Linked DNA regions of Homo sapiens: region 2 is linked to region 1. A link is a contact called in ENCODE Hi-C or POLR2A ChIA-PET data. All regions are on one chromosome and are shown on one strand. Each heading gives the region's core, a stretch centred on a gene start or an enhancer-like site at or near the end of the contact. The rest is flanking DNA. Distances are from core to core; before and after follow the strand shown.

The links. Hi-C counts contacts between places; a loop is a spot of excess contacts on that map. ChIA-PET counts read pairs that join two places held with the same protein, here RNA polymerase II (POLR2A). Pooled maps may share reads with other maps.
Region 2: a map of IMR-90 shows a loop between it and region 1 (4-fold over the local background). The contact joins the promoter of LINC02245 here to the enhancer-like site in region 1. A Hi-C loop is called at or near these places in 2 of 168 maps with a recorded cell type or tissue (IMR-90 and heart left ventricle), 1 of 37 single-sample maps with no recorded cell type and 5 of 50 pooled maps. POLR2A ChIA-PET finds 5 or more read pairs at or near these places in 1 of 52 experiments (BJ).

Annotation. Positions count from the first base shown.
Region 1 is chr2:65,570,757-65,575,723 of GRCh38, forward strand. No RefSeq gene overlaps it. Among named protein-coding and RNA genes, the nearest start is that of LINC03050, 29 kb to the right of the region's middle. Within about 2 kb of position 2,540, at least 2 of the 41 ENCODE cell types and tissues checked have a DNase peak (open chromatin) inside an H3K27ac peak, as active enhancers do.
Region 2 is chr2:64,929,165-64,934,129 of GRCh38, forward strand. LINC02245 (long intergenic non-protein coding RNA 2245) reads right to left here and starts at 3,283. Exons shown (of 3, transcript NR_036586.1): 1 at 3,181-3,283. RefSeq lists enhancers at 3,658-3,797, 3,838-3,907, 3,948-4,097.

The DNA of each region.
Region 1 (4,967 bases), core at 1,290-3,789:
CCAAATGAATTTTAGAATGTTTCTTTTTCTAATTCTGTGAAAAATGTCATTGGTAGTTTGATAGGAATATCATTGAATCTGTAGATAGCTTTGGACAGTATGTCTATTTTAACAATATTGATTCTTCCTATTCATGAACATGGAATGTTTTTCCATTTGTTTGTGTTATCTCTGAGTTTTTTCAGCAGTGTTTTATAATTCTCCCTGTAGAGATCTCTCACCTCTCTGGTTAGCTATATTCCTAGGTACCTTATTTTTGTGTGTGGCTATTGTGAATGGGATTGCAGTCTTGATTTGGCTCTCAGCTTGGATGCTATTGGTGTATAGAAGTGCTACTGATTTTTGTACATTAATTTTGTATCCTGAAACTTTGCTGAAATTGTTTATCAGATCAATGAACCTTTGGGCAGAGACTATGGGGTTTTCAAGGTATAGAATCGAATTGTCTGGGCCAGGTGCAGTGGCTCATGCCTGTAATCCCAGCACTTTGGAAGGCTGAGGCAGGTGGATCACCTAAGGTTAGCAGTTCAAGACCAGCCTGGCCAACATGGTGAAACTCCATCTCTACTAAAAATAGAAAAATATTAGCCGGGCGTGGCGGTGCTCACCTATAATCCCAGCTACTTGGGAGGCCGAGGCAGGAGAATTGCTTGAACCCGGGAGGCGGAGGTTGCGGTGAGCCGAGATCACACCATTGCACAGCCTGGGCAACAAAAGTAAAACTCTGTCTCTTAAAAAAAGCAAAGAAAAGAAAAGAAAAGAAAAAAATCATATTGTCTGCAAAGAGAGAGAGTTTTTCTTCCTCTTTTCCTATTTGGATTAGGCCTTTTTTTTTTTTTTTTTTTTTTTTGGAGACAGAGTCTCACTCTCTTACCCAGGCTGGTGTGCAAAGTGGTGCGATCTTGGCTCACTGCAACCTCTGCCTCCTGGGTTCAAGCGATTGTCCTGTCTCAGCCTCCTGAGTAGCTAGGATTACAGGCACCCGCCACCACGCCCGGCTAATTTTTGTATTTTTAATAGAGACGAGGTTTCTTCATGTTGGTCAGGCTGGTCTCGAACTCCTGACCTCAGGTGATCCGCCTGCCTTGGCCTCCCAAAGTGCTAGGATTACAGGTGTGAGGCACCGTGCCTGGCCAAGAAGTACGATTTTTGCAAAAAAAAAAAATTCATATAAGAACATGTCCTGGCTAAAAAAAACTAAAGAAATAAAGAATAAAAATAATTTTTAAAAGTCTTTTTTGTTTTTTAAAGCAACCAATTTGCTCCATAGTTATTATGTGAGAGATCTTTAGAATTGTGGATGGCTGGGAAACTACTCATTTGCCACTCATCAAGTAGATTGGTTTTGCTTTTGATTTCTTGGTGATTTCTTGAAAAATGTATCTGCCCTCCCCCCAGCCCCGCCCCGCAAATTCATATGTTGAAGCCCTTAATGGCCCAGAACTTCAGAATGTGACTGTAGATTGTATTTGGAGATAGGGCCTTTAAAGAAGTCATTAAGTTAAAACAGTCTTTAGGGTGGGCCCTAATTCAGTATTACTGGTATCTTTATAAGAAGTGGGGATTAGGACCCAGCCAACACGGGCTGAAGGACAGCCATGTGAGGACACAGTGGAAAGGTGGCTATCTGCAAGACTGGGCATGGTGGCTTACACCTGAAATCCCAGCACTTTGAGAGGCCGAGGTGAGAGGATTGCTTGAGCCCAGGAGTTCAAGACCAGCCTGTGCAATGTGGTGAAACCCTGTCTCTACAAAACAATACAAAAAATTAGCCAGGCATGGTGGCGTGCACCTGTAATCTCAGCTACTCGGGAGGCTGAGGTAGGAGAATTGCTTGAATCCAGGAGGTGGAGGTTGCAGTGAGCTGAGATCCAGCCACTGCACTCCAGTCTGGGCAACAGAGAAGACACTGTCTCAAAAAAAAAAAAAAAAAAAAAAAAGAGAAAAGAAAAAGATGGCCATTTGCAAACCAAGAAGAGAGGCCTCAAGAGAAAATAACTCTCCAACAAAACACTTTGGGCTTCTGTTAAGCCCCCAAGTTTGTTATGGCAGCCCCAGCAAACTAATACATTTGGTTTTTTTTTTTTTTTCTTTTTGAGATGGAGTCTTGCTCTGTCGCCCAGGCTGGAGTGCAGTGGCGCGATCTTGGCTCACTGCAAGCTCCGCCTCCCGGGTTCATGCCATTCTCCTGCCTCAGCCTCCCGAGTAGCTGGGACTACACGCGTCCGCCACCACGCCCGGCTAATTTTTTGTATTTTTAGTAGAGACGGGGTTTCACCGTGTTAGCCAGGATGGTCTGGATCTTCTGACCTCGTGATCCGCCCGCCTCGGCCTCCCAAAGTGCTGGGATTACAGGCGTGAGCCACCACGCCCGGCCACATTTGGGTTTTGTATGACTTGCTTCATTCAGGCCAAAGATAAATTGAGGAACATATATATATATTTGTATTGGACATTTGCTTGGATCCAAAATATGGCAAAATCAAGTCTGTTTATCTAGCGGGAACTTAGCCATTGACTACTTGAGGACTGTTTCTCTTCAAACCTTTGGGGACAGTGACATCTAGTGGTAGTTTCTTTTATATACCCTTTTCAGTTCTCTTCTGGCCGTACATTAGAATCACTTGAGGGGATGGGAAAAACAAAACAAAACAAAAAACAAAAGGCCTTGCGCGGTGGCTCAAGCCTGTAATCCTAGCACTTTGGGAGGCCGAGGCGGATGGATTGCCTGAGCTCAGGAGATCGAGACTAGCCTGGGCAACACAGTGAAACCCCATCTCTACTAAAAAAAAACAAACAAAAAACAAAAAGAAAATTAGCCGGGCGTGCGCCTGTAATCCCAGCTGCTCGGGAGGCTGAGGCAGGAGAATCACTTGAACCAGGGAGGCGGAGGTTGCAGTGAGCCAGGATCGCGCCACTGCACTCCAGCCTGGGTGACAGAGGGAGACGCTGTCTCAAAAAAAAAAAAAAAAAAAAAAAAAAAAAAAAAAAAAAAAAGGCCAATGCCTAGGCTTTACCTAGCCAATTATGCCAGAATCTCTGGGAATGGGAACCAGTCATCAGTATTTAAAAGGGCTTTCTACATTAGTCCAAAGTGTACCCAAGGTTGAGAAGCACAGATTCTTAATGAAAGCAACTCTGGATTGTAAAAATATGAGCTCATATTATGTTGCCATTTCTCACAATATGAAAAAGTTTGTTAACTTCTGCACTTATTTATTGTCCCTCTGCCTCCAAAGAAGGTAAAATACATGAGGGAGGGAGCACGGTCTGGTTAGCTTTTGGATGCCAAGAGCCTGGAACAGTGCTGCACAGTCTGGGCTCATAATAGCTTTTGTGAAATGAATGAATGAAAAATAGAGCATGGGACCAGGCGCCCGGTGGCTCACGCCTGTAATCCCAGCACTTTGGGAGGCCGGGGCGGGAGGATCACCTGAGGTCAGGAGTTCGAGACCAGCCTGGCCAATGTGGTTAAACCCCGTCTCTACTAAAAATACAAAAATTAGTTGGGCGTGGTGGTGGGTGCCCATAATCCCAGCTACTCAGGAGGCTGAGGCAGGACAATCGCTTGAACCCGGGAGGCAGAGGTTGTAGTGAGCCGAGATCGTGCCATTGCACTCCAGCCTGGGCAACAAGAGCTAAAAACTCTGTCTCAGAAAAGAAAAAGAAAAAGAAAAAGAAAAATAGAGCATGCTGTCAGGTTGCATTAATCTGGAATATGGCTGTCATGTGAAACAGCAGTCTCACTGTGAAGTTTAGGACATGTTATATTTGGTTCAATTGAAAGTAACTTATGGAATCTTATAGGATTCCAAATGTCTGAAACAGACGTTTCTTGGTCTGTCATACAACTTTGGTTGACTTCTTGGCATCTTTATGCCTCTGATCCTAGGAGAGGATTTTCTGAGTTTCAATATAGCAGCAGGTTCTCAATGTCTACTAAGTGTTCTAGTTAAAAAGAAATGTTAAACTATTAGCTTTTCTTCTGTGCTTTTCTCCCCATTGTCTTGAGGCTTAGAAAGTTCTATATTATTACAAAACCAGTGAAATACACACTTACAACATTTCTAGTTTTAAAACTACTTCTTTTTTATATTTTATGGCCTAAAATAACTGGGATTAAATTTTCTGCGTATGGTGCATAGTGAGTATTGAACTTTCTATTCTTTTCTTAACCCTGAGAGTCCATCTTCCCCACATGACTTGCGGATACTCCATGACTTTGCTCATTTGTGATGCACACTTTTTCCCGCAGTAAGTCTTTTTATATACTAATGTGAGAGGTGTTAGAATGGGACTTTTCCTGGCAAAGTGTGTGGAAAACAATTCCTCACTTGCAGACTCTCAAGGGAAATCTCTGGGGAACTGCTCCCTGACTTTTGGACATCCTTAAAAACAGAGATGAGAGAAAGAAAAAGAACAAGCCTTGGTGAAGAGGTTTCTTTGGAGAGAGTTGTTGCTGTGCTCTTGGGCCCCCAACTTCCCTTTTCAGGGAGGAGTGGGAAGTGCTCATTCTAACTCCAGGCTTGAGACCGCTGGGGGAATTTCAAAAAGTGGTTTCCACAGGAAAGACATGGAGCAGCCAGCTTGGGCGACAGAGTGAGACTTCGTCTCAAAAAAAACAAAAACAAAACAAAACAAAAAAAGTGTGTGCCAAATATTATATTGACAGGACATCCTTATTTTGAAGTCAAGACTGTGTTTGGGATTTACAGTGACGTAAGAATTGTCTCTGACCTAGAAGTGGGCAAAAAAAAACAAAAAAACAAAAAAACTGATGACATTTTCCTCTGAGGAACAGGCTGATATCTTTGTAAGTAAAAATGAAAGGGTTGAGAGATAGAGCAAATGAGCTGTTTTGGTCACTATAATCAGGTGTCTTGCTTATTCAATGTACTGATTGCATTAGGACTGCTTTCAGGGCTCCTCTCATCATCACGGTTCCCTCTCCAAATGCTCTAGATGTG
Region 2 (4,965 bases), core at 2,033-4,532, 640 kb before region 1:
CTCTTTTACTAAATTGGTGCTAATTGCCATTGTGAACATTTGCTTGTTTCATTTTATTATCTTTTTGAGATATATTTCTTTTTAGTCCTAGGCTTATATTTAAACTAATGTGTAATTATTGTTTGGAATTCTTAATAATCCACTCAACCCTGCTCAAGAGGCAAATATTTTAGCACTGGAAAATATTTATATGTGTCTTCATGGTTTCTTATTCTGGATGCAACTATAAAATAATAAACTACAACAAATATCTTCCAAACAGTAATTATACATTTATTCATATCAGATCCCTTTAAGCTATTTCACTAGTTTGGTGGTGTCTAAGCAATATGGTGACATGCATTTCCTATCCAAGTCAACTGGGTTCCCTTTTTGCAGCTGACATCTCTAAGAGCTGAGACTCTTAATCTGCAAAAGTCATTTTGTAATAGCTTTCTTGAAGTACAACTGGCATACAACAAACTACATATATTTGAAGTATGCAATTCAACATGTTTTGACATATTTATACACCAGTGAAACCATCACCACAATCAAGATAACGTATCTATCACCCCAGAAAATTTTCTCAAGCCCATTTGTAATTTCTCACTCCTGCCCTTTTTCACCTTCCCCTCCTCATTTCCCAGGCAATAACTGAACTGCCTACTGTCACCATAAATGAGTTTCCATTTTCTAGAATTTTATATAAATGAAATTAAGCCATATGTCCTATTTTTACTGGCTTCATTCACTCAATGTAATTTTGTGATTCATCCATGTTGTGTTGTATCAATACTTCATTCCTTTTTGTTATTGAGGACTATGTCCACTGTATGAATACAATGCAATTTGTTTACCCATCCATGTCCCTGTTAAGGGACAGTTGGCTTGTTTCCAGTTTTGGGGCCATTATAGATAATGCTGCTGTGAGCATTTGTGTACAAATCTTTGTGTGGACCTACGCTTTCTCGTCTTTTGGGTAAATACCTAGGAGTGGAATAGTTGGATCTTACGGTAGATGTTTATCTAGCATATTAAGAAAGTGCCAAAAAATGAAAAAGAAACAGTAAACTGTTCTTTCAAATGTTTTCCATTCCCACTAGCAGGGTATGAGAGTTCTAGTTTCTTCACATTCTTGCCAAAATTTGGGATGATCAGTCTTTTAAACTTTAGACATTGTAACATATGCATAGTGGTATATTGTGGTTTTAATTTGCATTTCCCTTATGACTAATGATCATAAGGGATCATTAGTCAATGATGCCTTCATCATTGACTGATGACCAAAGCATCATCTTTGGTGAAATGTGGAATTAAATCTTTGCAAAAGTAAAATTTTGCACAGTTTAGTGTCCTGTGTCATTTATTTGCCAAACATCACAATGCTATGACCTGCTACTTCCTGACACACTGACTTAACCCCTCTAAGTGTGCATTCAAAATCCTAGCATCAGTAAAAGCCAGCATTTATGAGGTGCTTATTACATGCCATTGCCTGTGCTTAGCATTTTATGCGTACTAACTCAGTTATTCCTTACAACATCTCACTTTTTGGGTGAGAAAACAGTGACCCAGAGAGATGAAGCAACTTGCCCCAAATCACACAGCTAGTTCAGTGGTAGAGCAGGGGCTCAAAGTTGTGTGGGAAGTGGGAGAGAAGAATATAAAGAAGCATTGGTCTGCAGTTGAGAATTCATCTGCGGTTTTTCCACATCCTTTGTGCAGAAGGTGAATAGATCGTGGAATTGATCTGGAGTCCAGAATTTTGCCAAGTGCAGAGGACCACAGGGTATGATATCGACCAAGTTATTTGAAGTGACTGATTAGGTGATCTTGACTAGCTAGAGAAGGAAGACAGAAGAAAGAAAGAGCAACAATGGAGGAGTCAGAGGGCTCCAGGAGGTTGGAGGGCCATGACAGGCAAGAGAGTGCTGCAAACATGGATGATTTTGGCTAAAGTGAGATGTAGGAACTTGGGAATTCATAGGCGACAGGGCTCCTAGTACTGATGGGGTTCAGGCACAAGGAGGTTGGATACTGGCAATCAGGAAATGAAGGGCAATGTCACTAAATGGCTTGAGTCCCAAAGAGATAGTCATTTATTTTAATTTTTTTCTAGAGAAAAACAGTTTAGATGCATTCAGACTATTTTCTGTTTTTTCATTCACATGTTATTTTTTATGGAATGAAATCTATCAATATCTTCCTTTATGGTTTGGGTGATGTTTCAGGGTGTTCAATCATCCCCATTTGCATGGAACTGTTCAGTTTTAGCACTGAAAGTCCCACATCCTGGGAAATTCCTCAGTCCCGGGCAAATCAGAACAGTTGGTCACCTTAGAAGCCATGGACTCTCATACTTCAAAAATTACCAATAGTCTCGCAACCAGTTCTCTCCTTTCATTCTCATCCCTCCTCTCTTGCTGAATTATTATCCAAAATACAAAAGAACAAACTCACAGACTGGTAGGAACCTACATCTTTAATCCTAACCCCCGTTACCTGCTTTGGATATCCAACACTCTAACCAAATAGGCTTAATTAAATATGATTCCCCAAACACCCCCACCCCAGGTGTCTCAGTCACTCTGTGCTGTTATAAATGACTATATACTGGGTGGCTTAGACAACAGAGATTTATTTCTCACTGTTCTAGAGGCCGGGAAGTCAGATCAGGGCGCCAGCATGGTCGGCTCTGGTAAGGGACCTCTTCCTCGTTTGCAGATGACCATTCTCTCGTTGTGTCCTCACATGGCAGAGAGGATAGAAAGCAAGCTCTCTCCTGTCTTTTCATGAAGACACTAATCCCATTCATGAGGGATTCACCCTCATGGCCTAATTACTTTCCAGAGGCCACACCACCTAATGCCATCACAATGGGGACTGGGCTTCAACAAGTCGATTAGGGGGAAGGGGGGAGCCACAAGCATCCAGTCCATAGTACCAGGCTCTCATATCTCAGGCCTCTGTTCCTGGTCTTCTCCTTCCCTGAATTTTCTCTCCCTTTGCAGCCTGCCTGCCTCCCATTCTTCCTTTCAGACCTTCCTTTGAAGCAACCTTGTCTAGGAAGGCTTTGCAACCTGAACTCTTCCTCCTTAGATATTTATAGCTCTTTGAGCTCCTCTATTAATTATAACAAGGTAGTAAGTGACAGAACATCTGACACCAGATGGCTCAAACAAACGAAAAGCACCCTACCTTTGGAAGGTAGATCCACATTCAGGCATAGTCGGATTACAGGATCAGAGCATAGCCATCCAGATTCTGTATCTCTTCCTCCATCTCTCAACTCTAGGTTACCTCTCTCCTCGGGCAGCCCCTCCCCTCACAGCTGTAAGAGCATCGGCAGCTTCTTGGGCTGCATTTTTTCAGGGTATGGGAAAAGAGGAGGAGTTACTATATCAACATCCCCAGAGGCTGAAAATGCCCCTGACTGGACCACTTTATTCCATCGCTGTGGTCAGGAGGTTGTGCAGGGCCATGAGGCTGCACAGGTGGTTGTTATGCATTGCATGACACCAAGAGGTGCCATTCACATAGTCTGCAACACAGCTACCGGACCGAGCACACCCTTTCACCTCTCTGGGTCTCAGTTTCATGAGTCAGATAAGAGTGACAAATCTGAGGTCTCCTTTAGTCCTACAGATCTACCATTCCACCATTCTGTGACCTCCTCTGTTGAAATAGTATTTTAGTGGTTTGGCTATCTTTCCATGAAGAGTTCTTAAACTCTCTTTTTATCTATGTTCATCCCCCTCCAGAATAACAAGTGGGTGGTAAGCTTTTTTAAAAAGAGGAAGCAGAGAAGCCCAAAGAAATTAAGATGTAAAAATAGTACATTGTGAAAATTCTCAGTTCCGTGTTACCACTGGTCATATCTATTTGGCTGGACAAGTTATAATGTAGTCGCCATTTGCTGAGTGTTTGTTACATGCTTGCTTCTAAATGTTCCTTGTGTGTTACATCTTCTAGTTTCTTCTGGTGACCCCCATGGACTAGATGGTACTGTACCTGTTGTTCCCATTTTATAGACAAAGAAAGTAAGCCCTGGAAAGTTGCTCGGGGTGCATGTTCACCGAATGGTGGCATCTGGATTTGAACATATGTTTGCTGGGCTTCACATTTCTCTCTGACCCAACACACTGTGTCACTCCTTCGTCAGAGTCTCTGCTGGAGTTCATCGAGTCTCAACTGGGGGCTCTAGCCCAAGGGAGTGATGTACTTGCTGGTTCACAGGAACATGAGTGTTTTTAAAAGGAAGATTCAATTTTAATATAATTAATAATTATAAATAATAACAATTTTATATTTGGAAATTTTTATTTTCTGACAAAAGTATAGAAAGTAAAATTCAATAAAATACTCTTGGCTGGTTGCAGTGGCTCATGCCTATAATCCCAGCCCTTTGGGAGGCCAAGATGGGTGGATCACGAGGTCAAGAGAGTGAGATCATCCTGGCCAACATGGTGAAACCCTGACTCTACTAAAAATACAAAAATTAGCTGGGTGTGGTGGCACACGCCTATAGTCCCAGCTACTCGAGAGGCTGAGGCAGGGGAATCGCTTGAACCTGAGAGGCAGAGATTGCAGTGAGCCGAGATCGCACCACTGCACTCCAGCCTGGTGACAGAGCAAGACTCCATCTCAAAAAAAAAAAAAATACTCATGGCAAGTGGGGACACACAGACAAGAGAGATGCTTCTTCATGTATCAGAACCTTGGGTCAGGGATGACCTTTGAGACTTGTATGTCGATCTGAAGAAGAAATTGTTTTTAAAAAGCTGAAAAGCACAGATCGATACAATAATGGGCAGGTCTTATTTTAGTTAGTATCTGTTTCAATTCAGTCTCTACTTTGCTGCCCAGGGCTGTGTGTATGCCACTAACCTTTCCCAGGGAGTGCTGGTCAACCAGGAGAGCAGGCTGGATGTTGTAGGGGAGCCCTGCCTCTCCAGGCAGCAGCAGGTAGGTCAAGACTCAGAC